Linked DNA regions of Homo sapiens: regions 2 and 3 are each linked to region 1. The links are chromatin loops, found by intact Hi-C in ENCODE. Cell type or tissue: endothelial cell of umbilical vein. All regions are shown on one strand. Links, peaks and the distances in the headings refer to the core of each region. The heading gives the core; the rest is flanking DNA. Region 1 overlaps TBC1D19 (TBC1 domain family member 19). Region 2 overlaps RBPJ (recombination signal binding protein for immunoglobulin kappa J region). Region 3 has its middle 30 kb from the start of CCKAR.

Region 1 (8,495 bases), core at 149-8,148:
TCATTCCTAGAGGAGGATCTCTGGGTGGTGTGTCATACATCTGCCACACACTGCTGCCATCTTAGTGAAAGCCACTGTCAATAGTCTCCTAACAAGTCTCCTGGAATGCTTTTGCACATATATCCGCATGCTAAGTTTCTCAACTCCTTTCAATCTTTGATTAGATATCACCTTCTCAAGGAAGCCTACACTGAACAGCCTCTTTAAAGTGTCACCCACTCTTTCTCTGTTCCCCTTTATCTTGTTTCCATAGCACTTGCTACCTAATACACTATATAATGTAATTATCTATCATATTTGCTATTTGTTACACACATTCTGCTCCATCATAATTAAACTCCATAAAAGAGGTGTTTTGTTTGTTTCCTTTTATGTATTCCAAACACAAGGAACAGTGCCTGGTGCATAGTAGGGGCAGAAGAAGAGAATTAGTGAACTGACTAAAAAATAATCTGAGGAAGTCATCCAGAATGGAACAGGGGGGATAAAAGTAAGTAAAAGGCATGGCAGGTTGAATACGTGTAGGTAAATCTTACAGCTTACAGGAGTCAGGTAGAAGTAAATAAAGAAAATGTGGGAGAGGCATCGTTCAATTAAAAATGCCCAAAGCAATTGACCAGACAGGTGGTCCAGTTTTTGGAATTTAAATAACTAAAGGCGTACATATTTAGTCATAAGTAAATTCACTCTAGTGTTGTTTGTAGTTGGGGAAAAGTGGAAATAATTAAATGTTCAACAACAGTACAGGTTAAATAAATTATTGTTCTTTCATACAGTGGAATATTCTGCAACATAAAAATGTGTAAGAAATATTTATCTTACAATAGTGAAAAGAAACTACATATAATCCTGTTTGGTTTGAAAAAATTATATGTATGAGTATGTTAAAAAGCAGTCTGAAAGGATATACCTCAAATTATTAAGACTGATGGGATTATGGCTGTTTCCCCTTTTGTTTATCATCTGTATTTCTTTATTTTTAAAATTAATCTTTTTTTTTTAAACAGAGATGAGGTTTCACCATGTTGATCAGGCTGGTTTTGAACTCCTGGGCTCAAGTGATCCTCCTGCCTTGGCCTCCCAAAGTGCTGGGATCATAGGCATGAGCTACCATGCCCAGCCAATACTCTGTATTTCTAAATTTGTCATTAACATGTACCACTTATGTAGTCATTTAAAATATAATGAAAACAAAGCAGTGGCAGTGGTTGATATGCATTCCACCAGTGAACCTGACTGATTCCCAATCTCCATTACCTATCCTTTTTTCCAAAGCTGTATCCCCTTTCTTGTGTCTTGGACACAAGGATTTTTCCTCTCCCTTCACTCTTGCTGCTAGTTCAGCCTGACTCTGTGCACCTGTTCTGCCTTTTCAGTCATCTTGAGTTCTTTTCTTGGTAATATTTTTAGAATCCCAGGTCTTCTAATACTGAGACCCAGATTTCCTGTCACTAATGGCCTTACTGGGTCTTGGACTGCTGCTCCCAAATTCCAGGCTGGTGTCCTCAATCTAGTACCTCCTAATGGACATCCTTGATCCTGACTTTCTACTGTGCCTATTTTCATCTCCACATAGAGTTGACATACTCTACCCTACTGGTCAGGACAGCTAGCTTCTACCCTTTATTAGGCAACCACTTGTTCTACTGCTGCTGCTGTCCTTTCTAAGTACCACGAGTTGCCTTCCCTCCCACCCTGACATGCCTAACTGCGTGATGCATCCCAGTATGAGTCAAGTTCATTTCCTGCACTTCCCAAATTGCTCTATGTCACAATAGTTACTCAGGGTCTTCTCCATACATTTTTCATCTGTTAAATTTCCCCCAGGTGCTTCTCTTGTCCAGATAGAAAACACAAGAGAAGAGTCAACTGTTAGTTAGCAGTTTGCATTTTCTGCTCTTCAAAGTTGAGGTAGCAAATGGTGAGAACTCTTTGGAAGAATTTGGCATCCCACTGTAATGCTTACCAAAGGTATACCGATAAAGGGCATTCTTCCCACCGCAAGGCACGGTACTTGAACTTGAAGGATGCCTCCTGAGTAGGAAATAATGAATTACCTGGTTTTATAATAGTGCTTAATTGCTATTTTTTTTCCAATGTTATATTCAGGTATTACTTTGTTTTTCCCGGGATACATCTGTGTTGAGTCACTTTGCATTCAACAGTGCCTCGCCACCAAAATCATACATAAGAGGTAAATTTTTAATAATTTTAAGGAAGTATTAAGACTTACATAATCATGCCAAGAATATTTGTTTTATTTTTGGAGATAGTGGTGTTGCCAAATTATTATAAATTACTTAAGATTTCTCTCAGATGACCGTAATTATCCTTTCATACCTCAAATCAGTGCCCAAGTAATTTATCACAAATCACGGGAAAGTGGTTCCCAGAAGCAGCATTTCAAGTTACTTTCTCTGTCTTCCCTGTGTGCTCTACCCTTTATTGTTGTTTTTATGTCATATCTGTTGACTTTTCTTTTTCTTTCTAAGTTTATAACACAGATTTGCTTTTTCTACTTTTTTTAACAATCTATACTTCTCTCAAAACGCTCCACCACACACAAAACTTTGATACAATTTATATGCTTTTAGCTCTCCAATGTCTAGTTTAGTTATTTTTCTCCTCTTTATCACCAGCTGCTTATAAAATATCAATATCCTGCCATCATCTGAAGATACAATTAACTTCAGCTGAATGCCCTTCCCAACTTTTCCTTTTTATTAAATGGTGAACACCCAACACTGAAAGCTCAGACTTCATTGTGTATGGTCATTCTGCCATTTCCATGAAGAAAGAAACTTTCTCCTGTATCTCTTATGTCTGAACTATCTGCCTGATTGCTCCACCTCCTACCCTAGGAGAGGCCACATAACCTTGTGCTGGATTTCAGCTACCCCTAACATAAGGTTTTCTTAGGTCCATTGCTTCTAAATTGAATTTATGGAAACCTTTTGTTTGTTTCTTTAAGTCTTCTGCTGAAAAACTGATTGTAAACTGAATTATCTACTGAGCTCACCTCTAAACTCAGCCAGGATTTTAAGGCCTTTGACCAGTTGATACTGTCCTAACCTAACTAACTTTGCTTCCCTGATTATTCCACAATACCCCATATTCGTTCTAGCCTCCCTATAGTCCCTGCATGTGGAAGGCTTCCCACTTTCCAACCTTAAAAATCATAGGTCCTTGAAGAACTAGCCAGTACCTCACCATGTCCACCAACCCATCATCTATTTCTCTCTCCTCTGAACTTCTAAACACTTAAAGTCTGTGCTAGAAAAGTTAGCAAATATACCCTAATGTTTCATGGTTTAGTCTGGACTATAAACCACATGGTTGAGAGAACATATATATGTTTGCCTCTCAGCATCTAGCCCAGTAATCAATTTTATCTACTTACCTACCTACCTATTCATTATTCCATTCTCTTCTTGCTCACAAGATCAATCCTTTTTGTTTCCACCCTAACCTGAACTGCTCACACTTCTTATTCTTCATTTCGTCTCTGTCACCACCCCTAACAAGAATAAAAAGAACTTTTTTTAACTAAAAATATTACTCTTAGCCCAGTATAAAAATACAAGTGACTTTTCAATAAACTCAAAAGTGTTAGAAAAACTGTCAAAGTAAAAGCTATTTAAAGATATTCAGTGGAAGGTGGAAAAAACTGAGAACTTTTAAGAGTTTTAAAGGAAAGATACTTTTTAAAACTCTCTTAAATATTTGACTATTGTGAATATACTTTACTTTTCTGGGACAACTCTGATTTCAAATATTCAGCCCCATTCTGAAATCATGTGAACTGTTTTGGTATTCAGAAAATATGACCACCATACAGCTAGTCATTTAATTTTTAACTTTCAGCACATTCCATAAAAGTGTACACACAGTATTACAAAGCTTAAGACTTGCTTTAATGAATAGATTAGACTTATTTGTAATTAGCAAAACAATTTTATGCATAATAAATAGATACTTCTCTTCTTAAGTGCCTAAGGAACTTGAAAGCGTTTGTTCTTTTGGTTGTTTTGTGTCGCTTCTGTTGTACTTATGTTCGTGTTACTTTAATTGATGAAAGGGTTTGCTAATACCAAAAGATTGGCTGGTACATTTTTAAGTTAATTTCATATCATGAAATGACATATCAGTTTATAGTAGTTTTTAAAATTCCGTTGTTAGTACATTCACAAAATAAGTTGATTTTTAAAGATTTATTTACTTAATCATATTGAAATCCTCTATGGTTTTCTCTTATAGGAAAACTAGGACTGGAAGAATATGCTGTCTTTTACCCACCAAATGGTAAGAGTAATGCTATTGCTTCCTCTAGTGGGAAGTGAAAAAATTACAACTTTTATAATCAAAATGTGACTTTCTTATTCTCTTTAATGGATAATCATTTATTATCTAAAATAAACCTTCCATAGAATGTATAATTTAATGAAATCCTCCACATTTGTGGTAGGTTTGTGCTAAATTATGCATACTCTCTCTGATTCTCCCTGGGACCAACAGTAAACCTGTGAGAAAGCTGAGTATGCTTAGATCTAAGTCCAAGGCACTTCATTTTCCTGTGAAGAACACTAGCTAATCCAATGCAGACCTTCCTTTTGGGTTTTTTGGAGCTGGGCTTTACTCAATTGAGTGGATTATCTTGTATTGCACCTTATTGTTCTCATAATTTGACCAATGTAGTATTTATGAAACAAAAATATTATTAAAAGGTATCACTGAAATCACCTATTTTGATGTTATAAAGTGATCAAATATATAATGACCTCATTAGACATTAAATATTCTTTTGAGATAACTAGACAGGTTTTAAGATATGCTTCTTGGAAAAGCAATATATAGCAGTCCTTATGATAATATTAAGTTGCATCCTGAAGAAGTTCTTTTACTCCAGCAGAGTTAAGAACATGGGTTTTGTAATCCAGCAGACTTGGGTTCAGATCCCAATTCTTCCAGCTTATCCTATGACCTTAAGTAAGTTACATGACTTCTCTGAACTTCAGGTTCATCATCTGTACCATGTGGATAATAGATTACATGAGATATGGTATATAAAACCACAAAGTGCCTGACATGTAGTGAGTGCTCAGAAGATGTAGCTGTTATGAGTGTGTTTAACTTTACTGATCACTATATCTAAAACTCATACGTGGCTTTGGCTTTCATGGCGCTGTTCTCTCCCTGTGTCTCTCAATATGGAATCTCAGTTTCATGGGCCATCTACCTCTGTCCCTCTTTTAATATCTCACTCTTGTTCTGCTGCTCTTCTCTTTTCTTACTTTTATCTAGGGGCTGCCATTTGCTTTTATGATTCTATCTATTGTTAATTACTCTAAAATATATCCAGTTCGTACCTCTCCCATAACTACCTAAAGCTTAATATGTCCCAGCCTGAACTCACTGTTTTATCTTCTTATGCCCACCCCCAAAAGAAAAAAGAAGAAACTAAATTAAAAAACAAAAAACAAAAACCCACCTATTTCTCTCTCAGTTAATTGAATTGTCATCTTCCTAGTAACTCAAGGCCATCCTAGATTTCTCTCCACCTTGTCCCCAACTCATCTAATAAGTCGCGAGGACCTTCCAATTTTATCTTCCAAATACGTCTGGAACCCTCTCTTCCACACCATCCCCGCTGCCTTGTCTCCTTTCAGTTCTTACTATCTCTAGCTTGTTAATTGCAACAACCATCTAACTGGTCCCTCTTCCCACAGTCTTTTCTAGTTTTGCTGTCTTTTACACTGCTCATTTGAGTTATACATCTAAAGTGAAAATCTGCAAATTGCCATTTTTCTCAAAGTGTTCTTAATGGCTTCCCATCTCTTAACAAGTGATATTCAAGCTTCTCAGCATGACATATGAGGACCTCTTGAGTCTGATCCCTATAGTCTACCTCCTAGCTTCATTTTCCACTATTTCCCATCTCATTTTTAATTATAGCAATATCAAACTATTTATTATTTATACCCACAGCTACATACTCTCACGAAAGCACTATGCTGCTTCCTGTCTCATCACTTCTCATGTTTCCATGCTTAGAATAGCCCATCTAACCTTTCTTCACCTGGCTGTCATCAAGCTCAGTTTAGGCATGATCCTCTTTCAGGAAGCTTTCCCTGAATCCCCAGGTTAGGCTAAGGGCCCTTCCTCTAGACTCCCATAGTACCTGGTCTAAACTCTTTGGTATCTCTAGCTATGTTATCTTGATATTGTTTGTTTATACTTTATCTCCTCCTCTTAATTGCAAGCTTCTTGTAGTTCAGAGCCATATCATTCATTTTTGTTGCCTCAGTATCTAGCATGTAATAGGACTGTAATGAGTATTTATTTGAACTCAATTAGAGGTTTGTTAATTTTAACTTTATATATTACCATTGTTACATCTATTATCCCAGAAACTTACTTTTATAGTAACTTTTTATATTTTATCTAAGAAGCAAGAAACAATAACAAAATACCTCTGAATAGCCAAAAGAGTTGTCCATGGACTCAAGTTCTTCTCTCCATCCATAGAAGTGTTTTTTCAACTTAGTTTAGAATATATTAGCTTTTACTTAACACACATGTCTAACAAATTGGTTAACTCTTTTTTATGCCTCCTACAAAAATAGAAGCATGGAAAAGGCTGATATAGATATGAAAAAATAGCAACAACAGTGAGAAGTAAAAAGGAGACTTCACAAAGGAAAATACAGGAGCTATAAAACAGCGTATTAGACCACTCCAGCAAATCAGTCTGGGGCCATTTTATGTAAAAGCTAGTAACACTGTGCCCTTTAAGAAGGTATCACTAAGTTGCAGCATATTATAATTTAGCATCTTTATAATGAGCTCAAGACACCAAAAAAAATCTCGCTATAGTAATAATTGTAACAGTATAGTTATAGCAGCAGCAGCAAACATTTTCCAAGCAGTACTATATCCCAGGCAATGTGTTAAGTATATGACATATATTAATTCATTTAGTCCTTACAAGAACCTATGAGGAAGGTACTAATATTATCCCTATTTACAGATAAAGAAACTGAGGCATAGAGTGTTAACCTGCCCAACAGGTGAGTGACAAAGCCAAGCTTTGAATCCAAGCTGTCTGGCTTCAGAAGCAACATTCTTATCAGGATGCCCTACTGCCTCAGAAGATGTTGCTGAGCTCATTATAGTGAATTTGGGAAGAAAGGAAAGTAGTTAATGTAATAAAAAGGTAGAGGATGTATGTGATAGGTTCTAGAAAGATTTTCATCCAGAATGAAAACTGTTTAATCCTTAATGAGATAAGCCCACAGCTGTTCATAAATTTAGTTCTACAGAATCATTTCTCCTCTCAGGTTGTTTTAGAACTTGCCAGAATCAAGGAGGACACTTTTCTCTGGGCAATGATTCTGAAGTTTCAGAACAAGAAGAGACAAAGACCAGTCAATCTACTCTCCCCCGCTTTTTTTTTTAACTCAAGGCAATACTTAGCAGCATTTTTATATTACCCACCCTGTTTTGAACCTCTGCCAAAGATATTATTACTTTGAAATCTTGACACCTCTGTCACTACTACCACCAAAACTGTTGTGGCTTTCTTGGTCTCAGGGGACCACACATAGAGGTTAGCCTGCAGCTCACTGACACACTCTCATTCCCTGACCAGGCCAGTGCTTACAGGGTGGCAGAGGTTTTCTCACCACTACCCCCAACATGCCTGTGATTACCTTCCCTGGGAGGGAAATGACAGGCTATGGTGGCATCAGACATTTTGTTCTCTCACTTCATTTGAAGAATCACCAATGGACAGATTTCCTCTAGTAGATTCCCCAAACAGCTAGTGAGCAAAATTTCTGAACTAAGGGAGACTTCTCAGAAGAATTTTATAAGCTTTTTATATTTTTTGTTGTTATTCAACACATATAAATTGTCTTTATTCATTTGATAAATATTTATTTAGCCTAGGTCACTGTTGTAGGAGGGTGATCCACAGTAAATGATACAAACAAAGTACCTGCTGCCAAGGAGCTTACCTTCTAGTAAGGGGAACATAAAATCAGTCAATCATCAGTCAATCAACAAAGGATGAATGAATGAAAGTAATTTCAAAGAATGATGAACTTAACAATGAAAGGGAGCAGAAATTGTAGGAAGTTGGGATGGGCATAGCCATTTTAGATCAAGTAGTCAGGAAAGGTGCCTCTGAGGAGGTGGAATATGAACAGAGACAGACTATATGGAGTATGCTATGCAATGAAATGGGAGAACGTTCCAGAAGAGAGTACACAGCATGTCTGAAGGCAGGAATAAGCTTGATAGTCTGAAGCTCACCAAGATGGCCAGTGTGACTGGCAATAGTGAGCAAAGCATTGACTGATACAAGGTGAGTTAGAAAAGGTAGATGGAGCTAGGTCAGTTAGGGAGATAGTTGACTTAAAGTCTTGTCTAGTAAGTCCAATGTCTGTGCTTCCTCAGGGATTTTTTATTATTTTTTTTCCTGTGAATGGGTTATA
Region 2 (8,495 bases), core at 149-8,148, 390 kb before region 1:
GCCTCATTAGACCTGCTGCTTAAGGGAATTAAATGATACCCTAATGGTCTAAAAAGGGTAATGTATTTCCGAACATGTCATATTTACTGTAGGAGGTTGGGGAAGGCGTCACAGGCACTGTAAGTGGTAGTAATTACCTATCCGTATAGATATTTGTGTAATTTTGTTGTGTTGAGACAATGCATAATGGTAAGTTTGAGAGCTTTTCAGTCATATTGGTGAAGTTTACGGCAATCTTGGGAATATTTATACTATTTTAAGTTTACAAAAAATAAAATATAGAAAACACATTTTTTTAATGCATTCTGAGTTGCAAAAGCCTTGCAATGAAAACTGCATCTATTTGATGTGAAGCAGAATACACTAGAGAATCAAGTTGACCCTGGAGGTTTTTTTTTTTTTTTTTTTTTTTTGTATTCAGTAGTCTTAGCCTAAGAGCTAATGATTATCTGTGCATTGTTAATGAGATGATAATCAGAGTTGTAAGTGATAAGAGTAGTTTCTCATAAAAAGTTTACATAACAGGAGAAAAAATATTTAATGTTGGGCGCAGTAGTAGCTCAGGCCTGTAATCCCAGCACTTTGGGAGGCTGAGGTAGGAGGATGGCCTGAGCCCAGGAGTTTGAGGCTGCAACGAATGGTGATCATGCCACTGTACTCCAGCCTGGGTGACAGAGAAAGACCCTGTCTCAAAAAAAAAGTTTTTCACTCTATAAAACTTTTTTATAAGTATGATATTGTGTTATAGAAGTACAGTATTGCTTTATGAAATATAAATGTAATATTGTAGTTTTTTTAAAATAATGTGAACAGTCTATTATGGACATAGCTTAATTTCCTCCAGTACAAACTAGCTTTAGACTGGTTTGCATAAATAGAACAAAGGTATATGTTCCCTTTTGGAAAACTGCAGATCTGCAAAGATTGTGCCTGATTTTGCCAGCATGTTTTTTCACATCTTTTTTTTTTTTTAATTTGATAACATTTTTCATGCAAAAAATTACCTAGATCTGTACAAAGCTCCTAATCCATACACCATTTGGAGTAAGCAGAAACACTGGGGTCCTAAGACATGTAGGAGGGGTGTTAAGGAAAATGTTAATAGTATAACCATGCTTTAGTGGCTCTCCTTTTAGTATTGTTTTAATAACAATATATTTATTAAATAAGCAGTTGAACACTTATTAGGTATAAGACACTCTTTGTGCTGGTCCTATAAAGATGGCTAAGAAATGGTTTGGTGAAGCTCATGACTTGGTAGAGTGTACACAGGTAATTATTGTGTAAGGGAGATTATGGTAAGTGCTGTAACCGATATTTAGTGTTGGTGGGAACACAGATGTAAATGATTATCTTCATTTGGAGTTCATAGAAAAGGTGAGAGTTGATAGGGAGTGATGGGAAATTAAGCTGGAAAAGTAATTGGGAGCCTCTTGGAAGACCTTGAGTGCTAACCTGATTATTTGGTTTTTTGGCTGGTTGGTGTTTTTTAGAGACAGTCTCATTGCTCTGTTGCTCAGCCTGGAATACAGTGGCAAAGTCGTACTTCACTGCAGCCTCAACCTCCTGGGCTCAAGGGATCCTCCTGCCTCACCCTCCCCAGTTGCTAGGACTATAGGTGTGTGCCACCAAACCCAGGTGTGCGCCAGCAACCCCAGCTAATTTAAAACATTTTTTTTGTACAGACAGCCTTGCTATGTTTTCCAGGCTGGTCCAGAGCTCCCGGGCTCAAGTGATCCTTCTGCCTTGGTCTCCCAATGTGGTGTGATTATGGATGGCCTAAGGTGATTATTTGAATATTAATCAGGGATACAGAGGACAAGGGTAAGGTATTGAGGTTTTTGTTTGTTTGTTTGTTTTGACGGAGTTTTGCTCTGTTGCCCAGGCTGGAGTGCAATGGTGCGATCTTGGCTCACCGCAACATATGCCTCCCGGGTTCAAATGATTCTCCTGCTTCAGCCTCCCGAGTAGTTGGGGTTACAGGCATGCGCCACCACTTTCAGCTAATTTTGTATTTTCAGTAGAGACGGGGTTTCTCCATGTTGGTGAGACTGGTCTCGAACTCCTGACCTCAGGTGATCCACCCGCCTCAGACTCCCAAAGTGCTAGGATTACAGGCATGAGCCACCGTTCCTGGCGGCATTGAGGGTTTTAAGATGAGGTAGGGCTGGATGTAAACAGTGTAAAATAGATTGGAATTGGTGGACACCATAAGAGAAATATAATCAAAATCTGATTTTGGTGGTGGGCCTAGGAATGAATAGGCCAAGAAGCTCTTTTTGAGGCAGGGTGATGTAGGGAACTTGGGAATAATTGTACTGTAAGTCACTAAAATAAGTTTGTGGCTATGAGCATTTCACTTAAGCTAGGTCTTTTCCTTTGTCTAAAAAATGGAAGAAAATAATACCTCATGGTATTGATGTGAGGATTAATAAGAGATAGAAAATGCCTACTGGGCCGGCTGGGCGCGGTGGCTCACGCTTGTAATCCCAGCACTTTGGGAGGCCGAGGCGGGCGGATCACGAGGTCAGGAAATCGAGACCATCCTGGCTAACACGGTGAAACCCTGTCTCTACTAAAAATACAAAAAATTAGCTGGGCGTGTTGGCAGGCGCCTGTAGTCACAGCTACTTGGGAGGCTGAGGCAGGAGAATGGCATGAACCCGGGAGGCGGAGCGTGCAGTGAGCCGAGATCACGCCACTGCACTCCAGCCTGGGCGACAGAGTGAGACTCTGTCTCCAAAAAAAAAAAAAGAAAATGCCTAGCTTGGTTCTGGTAATAGTAGGTGCTCAATAAATAGGTTCTCCTTACCCCTTTTCTGAAGTGTGGAATTTAAAGGGTAAGATGGGAGTGGGGTACACCCCCTTCAGAAGGGAGGGTAGGAAAAAACCTGAAATTAAAACCTGGTGATAAAATAATCAGAAAAGGGAAAGTTCTGAGTAAGGTGAACAGATACAAGAGAACCTTTTTAACAAAGTGTTGTGCTTATTGTAGGTCTTTAATAAATGCTGGATGCTTATTTTTGCATACTTCTGTTACACTTAACATTGTTCTGCAATTATATAAATTTATCTGTAATTGATTGTTTAATCTGTCAGTGAGCTTCATAAGAAAAGGAGCAATTATTTTACTTACCTTGCACAATTGTGGAGCACCTACCATCTGCCAGAATGTTATTTGCTGGATGAATATGGCTTGAGCAGATTTGGTAATATATAACACTTGCCACTAGGTGGCTCTTGGTCTTGATAAAGCTGACATTCAGCATAGATAGGTTTTTCTACCTAGAAACCCACGTAGAAACTGACCCCCGGATTATATTCACTTTTTTGCCTTTTCTGTACCTATATTTTTTGAAGTGGAATATGAAACACATATCATATAGAAAACTCATTTAGACTGTTGAAAATTAGAAAAGTGTAATGCCTTTAGAATATGTCCTGTAGAAAGAAGCAGAATGGAAGCTCAATGAAATTCACAAGTGAACAAAGCACATTTCCCCATCTCTCAATGTGCTTAAAGTGAGGCATGATGGTTTGATTTTAGGCATTGTTTTTTGTTGTTATGACTGCGTAAATTGCTTTAAAGGAAGATATTGTGAGGATTTGTTTCTCAGAGGATTTGATGAACGATGATGAAGCGTGGTGTGTACTGATGCTAGGCTATGATTCTGTGTGCTCTTATTTGTATTGTACTCTTCCTATTGAGAAGTAACATACCATCTAATGGTAACTTACATAACATAGAAAGGTAACTACATCCTGTGTGACACGTGTGATATATATTATTAAATCCATTAGATTCAGGAAATTTTAGAGCCAGAGAAGACCTTACTAATCATATATTCTAAAAGTACCCATTCATTTACACAGACAGGTTAGATAATGGCTGAGACACATTCAGTGACTGAGCTAGTTCCTGGTTTGTTTTAGGGGGAGGGGAAGGCCTGTGTTAGTCTTTTGTTTTTGAAACAGGGTTTGCTGTCACGTAGGCTAGAATGCAGTGGTGCTGTCATGGCTCACTGCAGCCTCAATCTCCCGAGCTCGTAATCATCCCACTTGAGCTTCCTGAGTAGTTGGGACTAGGTGCACGCCACCATGCCTAGCTGGGTTTTGTAGAGACGGAGTTTTCCATGTTGCCCAGGCTGATCTTAAACTTCTGGGCTTAAGGGATCTGCCGGCCTCAGCCTTCCAAAGTGCTGGGATTACAAGTGTGAACCCCTGTACCCAACGTTATGTTTTTTTTTTTCCCATACCTTTCTATTTATCTCACTCAGCTGCCTTTTAATGTTACATGCATTTTTAAAAAATAGCCCTTTTTCTCATATGTGCAGACTTAGAGCAAGACTGTAAATCCCTCAGCACCCAAGCCTTGATGGGTAGAGTGCGGCGGCCAGTGTTGCTTCATTAAATGGTCAGCTCGGAGCCTGCCTGCTCTTTCCTCGTTTGCTGTGTTCCTGTTTTTGGTGCTGCTTATGATCTTTGTCTTGTATTTCTAACTGACCAGGTGGCCTCTTCAGGAACATAGTTGTCCTCCTCACTGCACACCTCCTTATCCACTCTGCTTCAGTTGCTCCTACTCGAGAACTGGCTGGACGCAGTTACCTCTGGCTTACTCCAGTCTCTGCCTCTTTTCTCTCTAGCTTCTTGGTTATGCCACCTGCAATAAATTGCAGCTGGCTGTTTCCACAGCCTCTGGAAGGGAAGATGGAAGGACAGAGGAGAGTGAAAAGAAAGAAGGCTGTCATACAGAGAAGAGAGGCTACAACTTGAAATTTTATACTGAAAGATGATCTGGTTTATGAACATGATGATGATGTGTGTAGTGAATTTTTTCTAGTGTATATGCCAAGGCAATATTATTCTCTTGACTATGGGATTCATTAAGTCTGTTGTATCTGTCATCCATGCTTATCCACATGTCAAGGAAGTGAATTAATTTCAGCATTCCCAAGATAGAAGTGATAGTATATGGTAATTTACTTACAGCTTATAATAATGAGTGTCATTATTTGATTAAATGGATATTACTAATTAATGGGAGTTGCCATGTCACTATTGTAATGTTAAAAAAAAAAAGACCTTTCAGAGGTTATTTCATAATTATTGGTAAGTAAGCCATTCTTTGTCCTGGCCTTCCTCCCATGTATTCAATGTGATATGTACACTTTGCACACAGGATTTACTGACATGTCATTTACTTAAACAGCAGTTTCTTAGGTACCCTAAGTCCTGGAAATTGTCAGTTGCTTAAATAATTAAATACAAATAAATCAGCTGTCCACCTAAGCTACCATATACATTTTTGTTTAAATTCTAATGTAATTTAAAAGGCATTTATTTAATTTTTAGCTTGTTTTCATAGTTATTTCAGGGAAATGACCATCTTGATATGGAAATTTTTCTTAGAAATTAATTGATTTCACATCTGTATAAAATAATCATCTTGATTATTTTTCTTGTTGGAAAAGTAATGTTTGTTATAAGAAATTCAGAAGTTATTTATTTACTTCTTGAGACAGGGTCTCGCTTTGCTACCCAGACTGGAGTGCAGTGGTGCCATCATATCCCACTGAAGCCTGAAACTCCTGGACTCAATCCTTCCATGTCAGCCTCCCAGGTAGCTAGGGCTACAGACACTCGCCACCAGTCTTGGCTAATTTTTGTATTTTTTGTAGAGACGGAGTCTCTCACTGTGATGCCCAGGCTGGTTTCAAACTGCTGGTCTCTGGTGATCCTCCCACTTTGGCCTCCCAAAGCACTGGGATTACCAGCATGAGCCACCATGCCTGGCCTCAAAAGTTACTTAAGTATATTGTGTAAAGTGAGCCACTATAGTCTTATACCAGGAAATAATCACTGTTAACAATTGGGAGTACCTTTGACCCTTGAACAACACAGATTTGAACTGAGTGGGTCCACTTATATGTGGATTTTTTTCCTCCAAACTTGGATGGAAAATACAGTATTCATGGGATGCAAGAATAGTGTATATGGAGAGCTGACTGCCGGTCTTGAGTATGTGTGGATTTTGATGTATGGGAGGATCCTGCAAGCAATCCCCTGCGGATACCAAGGAACAACGATATATTTCTTAATTTAAAGAAATGGAAACGCTGACATTCGATTCTATTTTAAAAATTTCAGTAGTTTTGCAAACATAATATTAAAGGTGCCAGGGAGCTAACACTTTGTTGAATATCTACTCAGTCCTCAACTACAATGTGAGGGAAGTGGTATCTCTATCTATTAGATTACTTTAAATGAATTTCCAGGAAATAAACTTATTTTTAAAGTTACACTTGATTAGACTAGTCTTTGGGCTCAAAGTTTCTCTGAAGTAGCGTAATGTATCTTTAGGTAAAAATTTTGTATTTCATTTTTAAAAAGTTTTTTAAATTAAAAAAAATTTTTTTTTTGAGATGGACGTCTCACTCTGTTACCCAGGCAGACTTGGAAATTTTGGGCTCAAGCATTCTTCCTGCCTCATCCTCCTGAGTACCTGAGATTACAGGCATGCATCATTGTGCCTGGCTTAATTTTATTTATTTCTTGGGATAGGATCTTACTGTGTCACCCAGGCTGGAATACAGTGGCAAAATCACAGCTCACTGTAGCCTCGACCTCCCAGGCTCAAGTGATCCTCCTGCCTCAGCCTGCCAAGTAGCTGGGACTACAGGCTTGCACTACCATGCCTGCCTAATTTTTATTTTTATTGTAGAGACAGGGTCTCCAACACCTGGGCTCAAGCGATCCTTCTGCCTTGGCCTCCCAAAGTGCTGGAATTATAGTTGTGAGCCACTGTACATGGCTCGGACATAATTTTTAAAATAATTTTGTCAGGGCATCCCTGGGATGTTGTTCTATCAGTTAATCCAACTTTTCTGCCTTTTCTTTTTTTTTTTTTGATGGAGTCTCGCTCCGTCGCCCAGGCTGGAGCGCAGTGATGCTATCCTGGCTCACTGCAACCTCTGCCTCCCAGGTTCAAGCAGTTCTTCTGCCTCAGCCTCCCGAGTAGCTGGGATTATAGGCGCCCACCACAATGCCCAGCTAATTTTTGTATTTTTAGTAGAGGTGGAGTTTCACCACGTTGGCCAGGTTGGTTTCGAACTCCTGACCTCAAGTTGATCTGCCTGCCTTGGCCTTCCAAGGTGCTGGGATTACAGGAATGAGTCACCATGCCTGGCCCAACTTTTCTGCTTTGTATTTTCTTTTTTTTTTTCTAATATTCCTTTTTTGCCTACAGACCAATTTTTAGGTTTTTAAATTCTGTATACATCCTGTGTGGCCTTGGGCAAGTTACTTAATTGCATTGCAACTTAAGTTTTCCCTTTTGTACAAAGGAGAGCATACATGAGAATTCTTCTGAGGATCAAACGTGTGTATGCAAAGGGGCTGCAAGACTAGGCCTGGTCTATAAGGATTGCTTAACGTCCGTTTCCTTTCTTAACTCAAGCTACTGCCATGCCTTTTATTCATCTCTTGACTTGGTCTTGTTTTTATTTTCCCTTATGCTTACATATTAAAACCTGATTTTCACCCCAGGCCATCAGTAAATAACCTCCTTTTACCAGACCCCCAAACCTCATTTCAGTCATCAGCCTATTTCATTTTTCTGCATCTTGTGTTTTGTTTTGTTATGTTATGTCTTTATTCTTGACTAACAAGCTACTATCTCCACTTCTTGATTATTCCATCTTCTCTTTGCTACTTCTCTTCCAATCTTAAGTATTGTGATTTGCAGTTTTTGTCTTCCTCTTGCTGTATTCTTTGACTTTATGTCTGTGTCATTAGTGTGGATGTTTAGATTCGCATTTTAAAAATTCCTACTGGTTGTTCTGCAGGCTCATTAAACTTGCCTTTTCCAAAACAACTTGTTCTTTTTACCACCTGTATCTGTGATACCATCCTATAAAATAGACTTGATATCTGTTATAGTGCTGTTGTCCATCTGGCTGCCACAGGTAAACGTTAACTTCAGTAACTTCCTTATTTCCTCCCACTATCAGTTTTTCTTATTTTCTTATTATTATTATTATTGTTTTCGAGATGAAGTTTTGCTCTGTCACCCAGGCTGGAGTGCAGTGGCGTGATCTCGGCTCACTGGAACCTCCGCCTCCTGGGTTCAAGTGATTCTCCTGCCTCAGCCTCCTGAGTAGCTGGGACTACAGGCGTGTACCACCACGCCCGGCTGATTTTTTGTATTTTAGTAGAGACAGGGTTTCACCATGTTGGCCAGGATGGTCTCGATCTCCTGACCTCGTGATCCACCCGCCTTGGCCTCCCAAAGTGCTGGGATTACAGGCATGAGCCACCGTGCCCGGCCTGCATCCATTATTTCTTATCAGATATTCTGCGTTCTCTTCTTTTTGCTCGCTGCCATTGCCTTACTCTCCAGGCTGCTTCATCTCATAGACTATTGTCACAGCCATGTCAACTTCCCCAGCCCACATATGCTTACTTCTTTTTTTTTTTTTTTTTTTTGAGCCGGAGTC
Region 3 (8,495 bases), core at 93-8,092, 260 kb before region 1:
TTATATCTGATATAGACGTCAATTCCAGAAAAGCAAATCGCAACCTCTTCCAGGGTAAAGGAAATCTGGGGAAATCAACCTGTCACCGAGGTTCCATAATCTCATCCACAGCATCTGCCTTTTATTTTTATTTTAATTTTTTTTTTTTATTTTTTGGGGGGGACGGAGTTTTGCTCTTGTCGCCCAGGCTGGAGTGCAATGGAGCAATCTCGGCTCACCACAACCTCTGCTTCCTGGGTTCAAGCGATTCTCCTGCCTCAGCCTCCCGAGTAGCTGGGATTATAGGCACACACCACTGCGCCCAGCTAATTTTTGTATTTTTCGTAGAGATGGGGTTTTACCATGTTGGCCAGGCTGGTCTCGAACCCCTGACCTCAGGTGATCCACCCACCTTGGCCTCCCAAAGTGCTGGGATTACAGGCATGAGCTACCACGCCTGGACAGAATCTGCTTTTTAGAACCCTTCTGGTCCCAATGGTCTTAGCCTTGCTTCCCTCAAAAAGCAGAGCCTGAGACAACAGCTAGCAGGCAGTTTATTTTGGGCATGCTCCCAAGAAACAGTAGTGGGAGACTGGGAATAGTGTTAAAAAAAAAAAAAGGAGAGAGAGAGGCCACATAAAGGTGCATTATCCAGCTGATCACTACTGTGGGCCACTGAGTTTGACTCCACAGGGGACCACCTTGGGAGACATGTGTATGCAGCTAGAATTGCCTCCTGGAGGAATGAAAGGGGGTGGCATTTACTCACTAGATTTGTCCTCCATTGGCTGAGGGATTCATCGGGGGCTAACTCCCTCACATTTTCCATTTTGCAAAAGATGTCAGAATGACATCTCTTCACTCTCTAGAATCTCTAGAAACAGCCTCCTTGACCTATGCTGCCACGTTGTCACCAGCTCGAGGGAGGCAGGGATATGGGGAGGGGATGCCCTGTGGGCTGCAAAACTCTACAGAGGGGCTGGATAATGAGCGCACATGTGTCTTCAGTGGGGAGGAATTTAAAGTGATGTACTCAATATGACTGTCTCCATCATCCAAGGAAACACACACACACTTCACTGGGGACCCGTGTAGACACACTGTAGGCCGTCATTTTCCTTTCTCATCAGATAGCACATGCTCTTCTGAAAGATTATTTTCTATAAGCCACACAGTTGGAAGGAAACTCCACCCTTCATCCACAAAGACTGGTTTGGTCCTGGGATCCACCCTCCACCTCCTACTCAGTCCCTCCCACCCAACTCTTGCAGGTAATAGGTAACGCTGGTTTCTTACTATATCCAGGCAAATTCTTTAACAGCCTGGACTCCACAGCCACACTGCCTGGGATCTTTGCTGGTTCTGCCATTTGCCAGCTGGATGACCTTGGACAGGTTACCTAACCTCTCTGAGCCTCATTTCTTCATCTTTAACATGAGGATCATAGCAGTACTTCTTAGGATCTTTGCAAAGATACATTGAGATCACATATGAAGAAGCACTTTTCTCTGGTTCCTCGAAAATGCCAAGGGGCCCTCACCCCCAAGCCTTCATGCCCACTTTTCCTTTTGCTTGAATTGCTCTTCCCAGATCTCCTCATGGTGGACTTCCTCACTTCACTCAGGTGTCACCTCTCAAAGACGGCCAGCCTAAGAATTCTCTCTCCTCCAGCGCCCTAGCTCATTCACTCTTCTCTCATTCCCTGCTTTATTTTCCATGTAGCGCTTGCAGCTCCTGCATTCGTGTCCTTGTTTATTGTCTTTCTCACCCACCAGACGGCAAGACCCAGGAGGATGGAAACATCTGTCTCCACCACTGTATTCCCAGAGCTAAGAATAGTGTCTGTAAAGGCCCCAAATATATTTACTGGATGAATTTATAGAATAAATAAGTTCCATGGGGACTTCCCAGCAGGTCAGTTGGGTTGAGGGGATGAGGGGTTTGTCTTCCCTACTGGTGAGAAGTTGTCCAAGGGGCAACCATTAAACACACATACATACACACATACGTACATGCACACATATGCACACAGACCTGTTCCTAGGGACAAACATTAATTCTCAGAAAGTTTAAATCTACTTTCAAGGAAAGAGGACACTTCCTGGACTACAACAGAGTCTGCCTGCCTGCCCCTGGCAGAGTGAGCTTTTAGTGATTCTGTGAGGCAGTGGCCACTCCGGTCAGTCTAAAAAAACCAGCAGCCAGGCGTTGAGTGTATAAACATCAGGGCCCATTCCAGAACCATCAGCTTCTTGATGGCCATTCCTGAGCCACACTGGGTCTTGCAAGAATCTTTGAAATTGAAGCTGTCTGTTTGCTTATATGTCTGTGTGGTTTTCTCTGCTGCGGTCTGTGTGTGTTTTCCTTCTGCTGCACTCAGAGGAAAGTTGGGCCAGACTTTCCTTTAAATACGCAGTGTGGGGTAGGGGGCAGTGTGAAGGCAGCTGTTGTTCTCCTTTGCAAGTTCCCCACATGTCAGTTGCAGATATTTAAAAAGCACAGGAAGCATGCGTGTGTGTGCACGCGCACACACACATACACACACATACACACCAGTTTTTTTGGTGGGGAGTGGGGTAGGGGGACTTCTGGCGTATGCTTTTGAGTGGGCAGTATGCTCTTGAGTGCCAGGATTTTCTGAATCTCCACATTCCAGGCCTGACCATCTTCAGGAGACCTTCTCCATCTTTCAACCTCAGTTTGCTTCTTCCCAGACTCACAGTCTATGAAGGAGTAGCATCAAACCCAGCAGAAACAGCACATCTATCAAAGGAGGCTGTCACAGAATTTACTGGTTAGAAATTTCATTGAGCTCTAGTTTATAAACTAAGCTTTTTTTTTTTTTTTTTTTTTTTTTTTTTTTTGCAGGAATGCTCTGGGGGGACATATATATTTTAGAGGTTAAATTATATATATATATACATCAAATGTAACCTTTTAAAACACTATTAATGCAAAAACAGTAGTTTCCGTTCATTCTTTTGAAAATGGAATACTACTGTCAAGTCTTTTTTTTTTCTTTTTTGACATGAAGTCTCACTCTGTTGTCTAGACTGGAGTGCAGTGGTGCGATCTCAGCTCACTGCAACCTCTGCCTCCCAAGTTCAAGTGATTCTCCTGCCTCAGCCTCCTGAGTAGCTGAGATTACAGGCATGCACCACCACTCCCAGGTAATTTTTTTTTTTTTTTAAATAGAGACGAGGTTTCACCATGTTGGCCGTGCTGGTCTTGAACTCCTGACCTCAGGTGATCCGCCCGCCTCGGCCTCCCAAAATGCTGGGATTACAGGCGTGAGCCACTCCGCCTGGCCTCAAGTCTTTACGGTAGATTATGTTTCCACAATTTTCTGCAAATGTTTTCCGTTTTACGCAGGTAGTTAAAATTTAAACATATGCCGGTAAGGCTAATTTTAAGTGTTAGCCAGTAGATGGCAGTAAGTTTGAACTTGGTCTGGGAAATGGCTTTTCGGTAGTTTGATGTAACAGAGCACACAAGTCAGCCTGAGCATAGCATAGGCTTAAAGGTAAACAGCTTTCGACAAAAACGAACTGAAACGTGGCCACCAATTATGATCTTTGTAATGAGCATCTTTGTAAAGTCCGCTTGCACTTCTATACTTCATGGCATTTATTAAGAAATCTATACTGAAGGCCCACTTTGTGCCAGGAGGGGCGGTTGTAGCACACAGGATTGTTGCCATTATGAAAGTTACATTTTAGTACAATCACTTCATTTGTCATCCCAATACAAATGGTCTCTAAATGACCTTTCGAAGCAGGTGTATTGAGGTGCAAAGCGAAGTTGTTACAGAGAGGTTTTTAAAAACGTTCTTTATTGGCTCTCCCAACAATCCCATATGGGTATAGTCATCAAGAATGAAAAGCAGATCCTGTGGCTCACTAAAATGACTTCTGCATGAACTAAGAGAAGAAAGTTTAGTTTCCAGAAGGTTGGATCATCTCTTAGATATGAAAAAACAAACTTTTATGATTCCTTGAGCTCAGAGTTGATGAATCGGCACGGACAGGTCTGGATAATGTTTCAGAGGCTTGGAAGAATGTGTCCTCTTGTTCTTCTGTCTCTAGGGCTTGCTTATGGGGTGGATAATTCAGACAGGGGGATGCCTTCCACAGTCAGAATCCTGTTCTGCTGTGTTTTTCAGGTGCAGCAGGTGGTCCAGGAGGATTGCCAAGGACCAAAGGCACCTCTCCCAGGATGCTGTGATGCTGGTGGCCAAGCCAACCAGGCTCAGGTTCCCCTTGTGCGTGATGCTACTGGAACCTCCTAGCCCCAGCCGATTAGTCCAGCGTGGGCGTCTGATGGGGCAGCTTTCAATTCACTGGAAGCCCAGCTTGGAGTGGCAGGTGTCTGAAGAACAGCAGATGGATTGGCAGCAAAGTGTGGAGGCCCAGGCACCAAGCCCCAGGCGGGGAGAGGGTTGGGGTTCAAGTGAGTGTTCAGGACAGTACGAAGGACACGAGACCCTCGACTGCAGCAGGCTCAACCTACTCCAACTTTCTCCTTGATAAGAATCCCCTGGGGGAGGGCGGACACAATGGCTCACGCCTGTAATCCCAGCACTTTGGGAGGCCAAGGTGGGTGGATCATGAGGACAGGAGTTGGAGACCAGCCTGGCCAACATGGTGAAACCCTGTCTCTACTAAAAATACAAAAATTAGCTGGGTGTGGTAGTGCATGCCTGTAGTACCAGCTACTTGGGAGGCTGAAGCAGGAGAATGGCTTGAACCCTGGAGGCTGAGGTTGCAGTGAGCCAAGATCGTGCCACTGCACTGCAGCCTGGGTGACAGAGGGAGACTCCATCTCAAAAAAAAAAAAAAATCCCTTGGGAAAGGTGGTGGTGCTGACTACATATACAGATAACCAGGCCTTTCCCCCAGAAGTTCTGCTTTAGTGGTCTGGGGTGGAGCTTGACTTTCTTTATTTCTTTTTTTTAATTTATTTTTTTCCCTTCAAGACAGGGTGTTGCTCTGTTGCCCAGGCTGGAGAGCAGTGTCACTATCTTGGCTCACTGTAACCTCCACCTCCACCTCCCAGATTCAAGTGATTCTCCTGCCTCAGCCTCCTGAGTAGCTGGGATTACAGGCACACACCACCACACCCAGTTAATTTTTGTATTTTTAGTAGAGATGGGGTTTTGCCACGTTGCCCAGGCTGGTCTCGAACTCCTGGCCTCCTGTGATCTGCCTGCCTCGGCCTCCCGAAGTGCTGGGATGACAAGTGTGAGCCACTGCACCGGGCCTCTGAGTTTCTTTATTTCTAACATGATGGGGCTGGTCCTTGGACCATACTGAGTAATAGGGGCTTTGATTCCCTTTCAGCTCTCGATTCTACAACGATTCATGTCACTGAAATGACTCTGGTTTTCTATGTAGTAGGGAAAGAATGTTGGATGTCAACATTTCTGTAGGCATCTGTCTTGTGACTGCCTTGCTATTAACCCTTTACAAAAGCTATCTCATTTAATCCTCTCCACACTCAACCCTGTGATTGCCTTATTATCCCCATCATAGATACAATCAAAAGAGGATCAGAGAGCTTAAGTAATTTGCCTGAGTTGAACAGTAAACAGGTGAAGGAGGTGAAGGATTTGGGATTCGAACCAACGTCAGGCTGGCCTAATGCTCATTAATTACTTACTTATCTAATTACTTACTCTATACCGAATTATTTAAAAATCTGTAGGTTGTGTAGGGGGGCGGCTCATGCCTGTAATCCCAACACTTTGGGAGGCCAAGGTAGGAAGATTGCTTGAGGCCAAGAGTTCAAGCATCAACCTGGCCAATGTAGCAAGACGCCATCTCTATAAAAAAAAATCTATGAACTAAATGCTATAGCAGGCACTGGGGACATAAGATGAGCAGAATAGATGAGGCATTGGCCCTTGTGGAGCTACCAGCTTATCAGGAAACGTGGGTATTTAAATAAGAAATGCCACCACAGAGCGAAAACAGATCTGAAACCTTCCACTTATCACCGTGTCCATTGCTGCCGTCTGGTCCTTGTCTCCCTCATCTCTTGCCTAAAGGACTGCAATGATTTCCTCGCTTTCTGTTTTGTCTAGAATATTCTTCCCCAGCTCTTTATGAGGCTGGCCCATTCCTGCACTCCAACCTCACCTGCTCTGTGAGGCAGTGTGTGGGGTAGCGGGTGACAGCGTGACTCGTGGTGCCAATACCTGGGCCTGCCTTCCAGCTCTTCTGCTTTTCAGCTGTGTGAAGCAGGGCAGGTTACTTCACTTCTCTAGGTATCACTTTTCTCACCTGTAAAAGGGGCAGTAACAGCTTCTACTCCGTAGGGTCGCTGTGAGGATTAAGTGAGTTAATATACATGAAGTTCTTAGAATGGTGTGTGTCAAAGCGTAAGCAGCATAGAAACTTCTGTCACTGTTATTCCCTACCCACCCTGCCTACCTGTGGCACACCCTCTTCCATTCAAGTGTACCACACCACACTGTTACATTTTCTTCATAGTCCTTGTGATCAAACCACCTGTGTGTTTATTTGTGTGCTGTCTGTCTCTCCACCTCTAGAATCTAAACCAGGAGACCTGGGCATTGTCTTGTAACCCATGCATTTCCAGTTCCTGGAGCTGGGTCTGGTATATAGTAGGTTCTCAAGAACTATGTCCTACAGGAATGAATGAATAGACATGAGAAGTTGGGGTGCTATGGGAGAATGCAGTTGTGTTCTCTAGCTCAGGCCAGGCTGTCAGGGAATGGCTTCCTGATACAGTGCATGACATTGACTCAATTAGACACTGTCCCCCAACCCAAAAGCCACAGCTTCTGCCATTAAGTACAGATGATGGAAACAAATGTATGGACTTCGCTGGCCTCTGCTGACTTCTTCCTTGAGTAGTTTGAGCCTTCCTGGAAAATCTTTAAGAGACTTTAAGCTCAGAAGTCAAAACTTGAAGAACCTCTAGTTATTGAATGTTAAAGCCAACAGTCTGTCTTGGATCGTGTTGGTGTGTGTCATACCTTTGACATTATATTTAAACATGAGTTTTTATATTTAATAAACAGAAGGGCCCTGAGAGATTTCCTGGAACCTTCTGCTCACATTAATCATCTTCTTGAACACATACTGCCATTTGGACTGCGGATCTGGCCAAACTTTGAGGGAGGGGTGAAGAGGAAGAGAAGTCCTCATAAGCCCAGCTAGAATTGCCAACAGGCTTCAACTTTCCCTGAGCAAATGATAGAATGAAACAGATGCATGGCTTTTGCTAAGCCCTTCTTGCAGGATTTTGAGCCTTCCTGAAAAATGAGCTCTATGCTGGGGTCTGCCTCACTCTAGGCTGCTAGGAGTACGAAACCAGGATACCCTAGAAAATGTCCTCAGCTTGTAAATGTCGTTCTCATGAGACTGCTGATTTCTCAAATCCTAATAGCAAAGTCTTTCTTTTTGCAAAGAGACAAGACTTGAAAAACACATACGTTTGGGAGGAGAAAGTCTGTAACTGAAATTCAGTCTAAGAAGTGAAAGCTCAACCCCAGACTTTTAGGTTGAAAAGTTTTGGTAGGGAGAAGGCAGACGAGAAAGATAGGGAGACATGTAGAGAGAGGTGGTAGGAAATAAAGGACAGTGTATCAGTCAGCTACCACTACAGTAATGCTGTGTAACAAAAACATCCAGACTCAGTGACACACATTGAGCATTTATTTTTCCCTCATGTGGCCATTGGTCAACTTGGGTTCAAGCCTCATCTGTTTTAGGCTTGGCTCCAAGCTGCAGATAAGAACCTGATCTGGCCCTGGGTCTCTCTTGTCCTTCTTGGACCAGCTTCATACTGAGTGTTTCCACTCATGTCTCTTCAGTCCTAGGCTTAAAACTTGCCCACTGTCACTTCGGACCCCCATTCTTTTGGCCAAAGCAAGTCACACAGTGAATCCCAATATAGCTGGGAGAGGGAAGTGTATGCTTCCCATGGAGGTACTAGTGGTGATGTTTGCTGAGCAATAATTGAATCTTCCACAGGCAGCCTGCATATCAAAGGCCACCTTTACCAATCTCACAATGTATCTTGCATTGCATTCATCCCTTTTAGTTTCCTTGGGTCCTCACAGAATTAGGACATTGAACCTTAACTAAGGTCGAGGGTCTTTACATCATGTTGCCCCCACCACCCTGTCAATGCACTATAATTTTATTCTGCAAATAACTCCTCTCTCCTAAATGCTCCTCTATTTCCACTACTCACTTTGAACTCTAGGACACCAGGTCCCACTTACTCTACTTCCTTGGCCTAAAACGGTTCAGATTCCCTTTCCCTCTCTGGACCTTTATATTCTTCGTTTGAATACTGAGGGCCACCCCCCACCCCCATAGAAAACCTAGCTGTCGCTCAGTGTACTGGAATTTTTCAAAAATCCCCTTAAACAAACAAGGGTTCAGGGACCTGGGAGCTAGAGTTTCAGACTCACCTTAATGAGATTTTCCTTTCCCTGCAGGAAATTCAATAGAAAGGTTATTTTCATAGTTAATAAGTGTATT

What was found. A loop is a pair of places that touch in the nucleus more often than their neighbours do. Peaks named below come from ENCODE experiments on the same cell type or tissue, not always from the same donor. Only the 100,000 strongest peaks of a DNase experiment are listed, where the experiment ranks them.
Region 2: a loop joins it to region 1, with 9 times the contacts of the local background. A loop is called at or near these places in 19 of 110 quality-filtered maps.
Region 3: a loop joins it to region 1, with 14 times the contacts of the local background. A loop is called at or near these places in 69 of 110 quality-filtered maps.

The regions. Positions count from the first base shown.
Region 1 is chr4:26,715,824-26,724,318 of GRCh38, forward strand. It overlaps TBC1D19 (TBC1 domain family member 19), which reads left to right. Exons shown (of 21, transcript NM_018317.4): 14 at 2,110-2,194; 15 at 4,258-4,302. Among named protein-coding and RNA genes, the nearest start is that of TBC1D19, 140 kb to the left of the region's middle. In endothelial cell of umbilical vein, for the core only: no CTCF peak of the experiment used is centred there; a DNase peak (open chromatin) is centred at 4,308.
Region 2 is chr4:26,327,154-26,335,648 of GRCh38, forward strand. All of the region lies in intron 1 of RBPJ (recombination signal binding protein for immunoglobulin kappa J region), which reads left to right. Among named protein-coding and RNA genes, the nearest start is that of RBPJ, 10 kb to the left of the region's middle. RefSeq lists an enhancer at 3,794-4,088. In endothelial cell of umbilical vein, for the core only: a CTCF peak has its summit at 3,242 (motif pointing right); a DNase peak (open chromatin) is centred at 3,218.
Region 3 is chr4:26,455,976-26,464,470 of GRCh38, forward strand. No RefSeq gene overlaps it. Among named protein-coding and RNA genes, the nearest start is that of CCKAR, 30 kb to the right of the region's middle. In endothelial cell of umbilical vein, for the core only: a CTCF peak has its summit at 3,365 (motif pointing right); a DNase peak (open chromatin) is centred at 3,426; H3K27me3 peaks cover 802 bases.